Regions from separate parts of the Mus musculus genome. Here regions 2 and 3 are each linked to region 1. Evidence: chromatin loops called from intact Hi-C (ENCODE). Cell type or tissue: heart. All regions are shown on one strand.

The links. Hi-C counts contacts between places; a loop is a spot of excess contacts. Peaks named below come from ENCODE experiments on the same cell type or tissue, not always from the same donor. Only the 100,000 strongest peaks of a DNase experiment are listed, where the experiment ranks them.
Region 2: it touches region 1 in a loop (11-fold over the local background); 3 of 42 quality-filtered maps call a loop at or near these places.
Region 3: it touches region 1 in a loop (2.5-fold over the local background); 2 of 42 quality-filtered maps call a loop at or near these places.

The regions. Positions count from the first base shown.
Region 1 is chr8:84,593,414-84,595,913 of GRCm38, forward strand. It overlaps Cacna1a (calcium channel, voltage-dependent, P/Q type, alpha 1A subunit), which reads left to right. Exons shown (of 47, transcript NM_007578.3): 31 at 724-807. Among named protein-coding and RNA genes, the nearest start is that of Gm32854, 5.9 kb to the left of the region's middle. In heart, CTCF peaks have their summits at 1,194 (motif pointing left) and 2,423 (motif pointing left); a DNase peak (open chromatin) is centred at 2,438; H3K27ac peaks cover 451 bases.
Region 2 is chr8:84,362,186-84,364,685 of GRCm38, forward strand. It overlaps a transcript of Cacna1a not described here. Among named protein-coding and RNA genes, the nearest start is that of Gm23626, 17 kb to the right of the region's middle. In heart, no CTCF peak of the experiment used is centred here; no DNase peak of the experiment used is centred here; H3K27me3 peaks cover 1,582 bases.
Region 3 is chr8:84,686,933-84,689,432 of GRCm38, forward strand. Nacc1 (nucleus accumbens associated 1, BEN and BTB (POZ) domain containing) reads right to left here and starts at 930. Exons shown (of 6, transcript NM_025788.3): 1 at 743-930. It overlaps Trmt1 (tRNA methyltransferase 1), which reads left to right and starts at 2,315. Exons shown (of 17, transcript NM_001164559.1): 1 at 2,315-2,417. In heart, a CTCF peak has its summit at 963; DNase peaks (open chromatin) are centred at 129, 969 and 2,329; H3K4me3 peaks cover 2,500 bases; H3K27ac peaks cover 2,230 bases.

The sequences.
Region 1 (2,500 bases):
CAGCCCCTTCAGCAGCCTTGAAGCCCCTGGTGCAATGTCCTCTCTTGCCCTTCTCACCAATACCAGGAAATAGAGGCACAGAGAGGTTAAGTCCTTTACCCACAGCCACACAGCTCTGATAGTAGACATGAGATCTGAACTCAGAGGCTGCCCACTTAGACAGTGGCATTAAACATAGGGGGGTCTTGCAAGCAGACTCTGGGCTCCCCTGAGCCTGGTTTCAAATACTGACTCTACCTGCACCTTTGCTGCGGTTTGCTGCTGTCCACAGCAGGAGAGCCTGTTCACATTACAATGTCTTGAGCTGGAGAGATGGCTCAGCAGCTAAGAGAGCACTGGCTGTTCTTCCAGAGGATCCACACGGTGGCTCACAGCCGTTTGTAACTCCAGCTCCAGGGCATCTGACACCCTCACACAGACATGCAGACAAACCATTGCAAACCAACATTACAGTGTCCCTCAGTCATCACCCCCAGCCTCTTCTGTGAGGAATTTAGTGATATCCTGGGGGCTTGGGGAACTTTGAGGAATGCTCAAAAGATGGGCCCAGCAGAGCAGGGGCAGGTCCCTGAATCTCCTCTGGGGCAAGCCATCAAAGATGAAGGTTTGAGAGGAAACCTGACCCACACAGTTACCATGTCCTAATACGCCCCTTTCTGGCCTTGCGAGATGAGGGCATAGAGCCCTCTGTTGGCATCTTTGTCTTGTGGGTCCCTATTCTAGAATTATTTCCGCGATGCCTGGAACATCTTCGACTTTGTGACTGTTCTGGGCAGCATCACAGACATCCTCGTCACCGAGTTTGGGGTAAGTCTCCTGCCAGCTTCTCTCTGGGTGACTCGGGGCTGCACTAGTGGGAGGCAACAGTTGCTGGCAGGCACAGTGGCCAGCTGGTAGCATAGAGGGAGAACATCAGAGGCACAGCCTGAGACAGGAGTGAGGGTGAAGTTTTTCTGGGTGGTAATTTGGGGGTACGAAAACAGTTTTTAAGGTTTCAGTGAAGAGGGGAGAGAGGTATGTCCAAAGCTGGGACATAGGGCCAAGGCAGAGCAGTGTGCCTCTCTGCCTGGTGGCTGGTGAATTGTGAATAGTGTTACCAGTTCACTACATTGAGAGCTCATGCCTTTAAAGACAAATAGAACTGAATTCCTGATCCAACCGGACCACGAATTGTGGTCCACTGCCCCCTGCTGGCCATGGTGGGGATAGCACTTTCAAGACCTTAGGCTAGTCTCTGGAATAAGCAGCCCTCCACCAGCCCCAGGCAATGCAAATAAGGAAAGTGGGGAGAGAGGAGTACCTGAGCTTTCAGACTACATTGTAATTATCCCTTTTTAGGTAAATCTAAGAGTCCCCAGAGTCCCCTCCCAAACCTTGTCCTTGGCCATGAGCCAGTGACCCCTGACTTGGGAACCCTCAGGAGACTAAGGAGACCATAGGAGATCCTCCCAGGGGACCAGAAACAAAAAGCTACTCATCGATGCCCAGCGTCAGTGATGGTGTGGATTGTCCCCACACACCCCCCAATGACAATGGAAATAATAATAACTGGACTGGGGGTGTGGCCTAGCGGCAGAGTCCTGGCTTGGCTTGTGTGAGGCCCTGGGTTGGTCTCCTACCCCCAAAACAAAATAAAACAAAGACAAAAAAACAAAACATCAACAAAACACCCACAGAGAATGTGTGCCAAGCACCTCAGATGAGCTGTCTCCCACTGAGAAACTTGATCAGAGCACAGGAGAATTGTCTCAAAGGGTTAGACTGGATTGTCCAAGAGGGTGAGGGCTCAAGGGCTCTGGGAGGAAAGAGCTGGACAAAGGTCGGAGTAGCAGCCAGCAGAGAGCTCTGGAGAGAGGTCCTGTCTACCCGTCCTCTCCCACCAGAGCCCCTGGCTGACCCAAGAGAAATGGGGGGAGAAAATTCGCCCTGCATGGGACTCACTCCACATAGCAGGAAACTGACACCCAACACCAGGAGGCAAGCACTCACATAAGGCTCTGGAAACCCCAGAACAGATGTGACCATTTTCCCATTCCTCCTGCAAGGCTGGCACTTCTGGGACCTTCAGATGGGAGGGTCAGGACAGCTTAAGACAATGTCCGTTTAGGTTCAGTTTGAGAGGAGCTGCCTGCTTCCCAGTAGAGCAAGTGAAGTTGGTTAAAACTCCCAGTTGCGCGAGGACAGTGGTGGCACATGCCTTTAATCCCGGCACTTGGGAGGCAGAGGCAGGTGGATTTCTGAATTCGAGGCCAGCCTGGTCTACAGAGTTAGTTCCAGGACAGTCAGGGCTACACAGAGAAACCCTGTCTCGAAAAACAAAAACAAAAACAAAACAAAACAAAAAAACCCTCCCAGTTGCCAGTAAGACATCCTTAGGTCTAGATCCCACTGCTTATAGCCTGTAAGATAGCGGCACCTAGAGGCCAATTCGGAGACATCAGGACCATTACCGAAGCCAAACAGCCCTCCCAGTCACCCAGTTGCTCTGGTCATATCACCC
Region 2 (2,500 bases), 230 kb before region 1:
CTTAGATCCTCTTACCTCAGCCCCTGGAATGCTGGCATTATATACACAGCCCACCACACTCCACCAGCTCAATAATTTCTTACTCTTACAGGAAACTATAGAAGAAATAGAATCTTGAAACCATATCTGTAAGCTCTTCAAGGATATAGGAATTAATTCTTTTAACGTTTAAAAGTATTTATTTTATATGCATGTCTGTGTGCCATGCTTATTCAAACCCCAGAAGTTCCCAGCAACCACAATGGCAGCTCATAACCATCTGTGACTTTAGCCCCAGGTCCTCTGGAAGAACAACCAGTGGTCCTAATCACTGAGCCATCTTTCCAGATCTCTCTCTCCCCCGCCCCCACTTTTTTCTTAAACTTGCATGGATGGGCTGGGGATAGGAGTGGTGGGGTGCTGGCCTAGCATCCTTGCAGCCTGAGGCTCCATCCCCAGACCCTCCAGAAAGCTCCACTGTTGCTGACTCACTCTCTGTCTAGTGAAGCCTGTGATGGCCACCAGATCCACATGTGCATGGGAGCCTGAATCCACCTGAGCTCACTGAGAAATGAGGGAGAAGCCGGTGAGCTATGATAACTATCACTTTAGACATACCGCAGGGAGCGAATAGCTGAAATCCTTTCTTTTAGCTGTTTTCAGGTGATGTTATTACTAACCTGTGCTGCAGACTCACAGCTTCCAAGGCTGCAGTCCATGCTCACCAGCTTCAGTTTCTGGGCTGTATTTGTGATGAGGCACGTCATGGTGTGTTGCATATGGTGAGGCAGAACTCACTGAGAGGTATTCTGGGAGGAGAGAGGGATCGGGGTTCTAAATCCCTGTTGGGGGTCAATCCCCTGTGACTTCAGTTTCTTCACTAGACCCCACCCCTCACTGGTCCCATCCATCACTCCCGAACACCAGCACGGGCTTCAGCATGTAGCCTTCGGGGCTCATCTCAGCAGTCCAGACTTTAGGAGTTTTATGAGTACTTACCTGGACATTCACGGTCAGTGTGTGGAGATGCATATGACTGCAGATATGTGTATGTTTGCATGCAGGTGTGTGCTGAGCCAGAGGACAACCTTGGTGACCTTCCCCAGGTGCCCAAGGAGGTCACCAGCAGACCTTGCGGTGAGCTCTGCCTCACTTCCCAGAGGGGGGCTTTTTAAAATTTAAGTCTGAGAGACTTAAATTAAAGATTTATTAAATTAAATTAAAGATTTATTTATTTTATTTATATGAGAACACTGTGGCTGTCTTCAGACACTCCAGAAGAGGCATCAGATCCCATTACAGATGGTTGTGAGCCACCACGTGGTTGCTGGGAATTGAACTCAGGACCTCCGGAAGAGCAGTTAGTGTTCTCAACCGCCAGAGCCTTCTCTCCAGCCCGCAGGGAGCGCTCTTAACTATGAGCCTTGTTGGTTTAGCCCCAGCACACACTGCCTGCCACTGCTGGAATTTTACATTGGTTCTCAGGTCCTAAGCTTGTGTAACAAGCGCTTTACTGTGTGAGCTGTCTCCTCAGCATCATCCCCCTTAGTGTTTTTATGAGACACCATTTCCTTACTCCCGGGAACATTTGGCGATAATTTTACCTCAAACAGCGGAACTGTGTGTGTTTGTCTGGCTCCCCGTGTTGAAAAATGCATCCTTTAGAACCTTTTAGGAACTGCGTTTGCGGACCAGTGGTTTAGAACCGCCGGGTTCCCGCTTGAAGGTTCTGTGGCAGACCACCAGGAGGCGCTGTGGTCCACGAGCTGAGCAGGTACCAGGCCTCAGAAGCCGAAAACGCAGATCCCAGGTTGTGTCTCCTGGCCTTTCGCTTCCCAGCTTTAGGGAGCAGTGTTCTGAGACACTGGTCGCAGAGCCCTCAAGACGTCATTTCTCACCATACCAGTCCTCACACAAACCAGTTCTTTTTAAATGCGAAATGAATCTGGTAAAGATCAGTTGCAGGCAGGCTAGCTGGGCTTTATGCACAAGTTTGGAGACCTGAATTCAATTCCTGGAACCTGTGTAAATGTGCCAGGAGCGACACGGTTCCACATTACCGTCTGAACCCTCTCTGCATGCTGTGGCTCAGGTGTGAGAGCACTCACATACACAATAATAATAAAGGAAAAACTTCCAAGATCAATTGCAAGGGATTGTGGCTGTCTTAGTGGCTGGACTCTCGCCTGGCATGTGGACAGAGTTTGAATCCCAGGTCTATCAGGGTCTACGCGGCTGACCCTGAGAGCGGAAAACCTCGTCCTCTCTATGGTCTGGTTTCCTTGTCTGTAAAGTTGAGACAGCGATAGCATCCAGCTCTGGGTGGCAAACATTTCCTTTTGTTCGTGGGTCTATACATGTTTGTGCGTGCAGGCGTGTATACACACGTGAGCATGCATGTGGAGGTCAGAGGTCAATCACAAGCATAATTTCTCAGGAGACCTCCACTCTGGTTTTGTTTTGTTTTGTTTTGTTTTGTTTTGTTTTGTTTTGTTTTAGTTTTTAAAGAAAGGTCTCTCTC
Region 3 (2,500 bases), 94 kb after region 1:
GTGTGTGTGGGGGGGGCAGATCCCTTAGCTCACACCAGGTTTTCCTAACCTGCTCCCCACATCCTAAACCATAGGCCCTGGGCCGCCTGCAAACTCCCAACACGCCCAGCCTTACCTGATGCCCTCCCGTCGGAGTTTACCCGCACATCTCTAGTCTCTGACCTCGTGCGACCCCCTGCAAATATCTTAGGGCTCTCTCCAATCCGCCCCCACTCGAGCAAGCTCCGCCCACCCCCCCCCAAGTCTAACTTCCCGGGCTTTTCCTCACCTCCCCCCAAGGCCTGTAACCTGACCCGCCCACCCCCTTCCCCAGCGCCCTCTACCTGCAAGCTCCGGCCCTCCCGCACCCCTCCAGGCCTTTTCCCTCGGGCGGCGCAGCCCTCCGCCCTCCCACCCCCCGCCAGCCCGAGGCCTCCCCTCCCCCCTCCAGCCTCGCCTGCCGGCTCCACGCGATTACCCCCTCCGGCCCTGAGACTTCAAGGATCCCGCGACCCGCGCCTCCCCCGAGCGGCCTTCAAGCCCTGCGGGCCGGGCCCGCGGGCTGGACGCTGTAGGCCGCCAGCTGAGATTCGGCCATCTCACTCTTGCCCTCCCGCCGCTGTCAGCGCCGCGGGCTCGGCTTCTGGTTCGCAGCAGGGCGCCCGGAGGCCTCGCCTCTCGGCCCTCCGCCGGAACCTCTGATGTCCTCGGGCCGCCCCGGGCGGGAGGAGGCCGGAATTGGGCCTGGGGCGGGCCATCTCACCTGCGCTGTGGCCGCGCTCCGGGGCCTCCCGGCGGGCTCCGCAGCGGCAGCTGGGGCCGGGCCTGGGCCCGGGGCGCGCCTCCCTGCGCCTCGGCCTCGGCCTCCGCCTCTGCGGCCTCCGCGGCCTCCGCCTCAGCAGCAGTGGTAGCCGCGGCGGCCATTCATTGTGGGCCAGGCCGCCCCAGCCGAGCGCCGAGGAAGCGCACGGCGCTGCCGGCAGGGAGGAAAACTGCCTCGGCCCCGCCCCTTAGGCAAGCTTAGCCGCGCTTCGAGCGCTTCGGTTCTCACCAGCTCCTCTTTCCTCCCGGGTCTCGGTTCTGTAGACGGGCTAAGTTGAGTGACTGCGGGACAGGTTGCTCTGTATCTTGGAGCTTCAGTTTCTTGTAAAATGAGAACAACTGTTGTTCCAGGAACAGTTTAGGCTCTTTGTGGAAATGAGGTTTCATGGAGCTGAGCTGAGTAAACTATCAAGATCACAGGAAAGTGAATACGAAGATTTAAACTTAGGTTCAAGAGGTTAATAAAGTGAAAACTCAGGATGCTTATGCGATGTGAAGTTCTGTTAGCATTTTGCACTAACTCAGATAATTATACGTCTTATAACTAATGTTAGAGAGGCCTGACTACTTTTTGGATGGGTAGCAGAGTCAAGAACAGAAGAGTGCGGACTGGATTAAGAGTGTCTACTGGCCGGGCAATGGTGGCACACACCTTTAATCCCAGCACTTGGAAGGCAGAGGCAGGATTTCTGAGTTCGAGGCCAGCCTGGTCTACAGAGTGAGTTCCAGGACAGCCAGGGCTACACAGAGAAACCCTGTCTCAAAAAAATTAAGAGTGTGTACTGCTCTTGTTGAATAGAGTTCAGTTCCCAGCAGTCATGTCAGATGGCTACAGTTCTAGAAACTATCACCTTTTTGCTCTTTGAGGACTTACACACAACTGCACACATACACAAAAATAACAAAAAAATAAAATTTTGAAACAAAATAAGTACCGTTGGGCCTGGTAGAAATGCCTGAAATCTCACCATATGAGAGACTGAGGCAGGAAACTCTAATCTGCCCTGGGCTATATAACTCCAGGACAACCTGGATTAAGAGTGCCCTCTACCCCCAATTAACAGATAACATATAGCAAGGCAAGCTAAGATAACTCTCACATCCCGGATCTCCATATTTTCCTGATGCATACATTAGGCCAACACTCAGTCTGAGTGGCTCCTTTGCACACTTCCCAGGCATTCGGTTATTTAATCTTTGCCCTTGACAGCTAAGATTCCTATTTAACAGGTAAGGGAAATAGGAGCCTTACATTTTAATTAACTTGCCCAGAGTACGTGGTGGGACTGAGATTCAAAGACAGTGAATACTATTCTAGAGCCTGAGTTAACCTACAAGGTGCACACAGAAGACATCTAAAGGTGCAGAGTGCCTCCGCTTTTTGCCCTGAATTAAACTAGTGAAACTCCCTTGTAGAAGAGTTGTATTATTAAGAATCACTGGTGTAGTGTAGCCTGCGCACTTCCTTCCCTAGAAGAGTCTTGACCCTGGTCGCCCACTGTAGGTAATGTCTCTAATTGGTCAGTTATTGTCATGTGATTGGCCCGCCCTCTTTGCCAACATGGCGGCTCCCAGGCCCTAATGCGAGAAGCATGCACCGTGACTCGTTGGATCCTGTGAGCGGAAGGGAGACGCTTGTCCGGGTGGGTGGGTGGGTGGGTGGGTGTGTGGGTGTGGTGGGAAACCTGAGCCGAAGAGA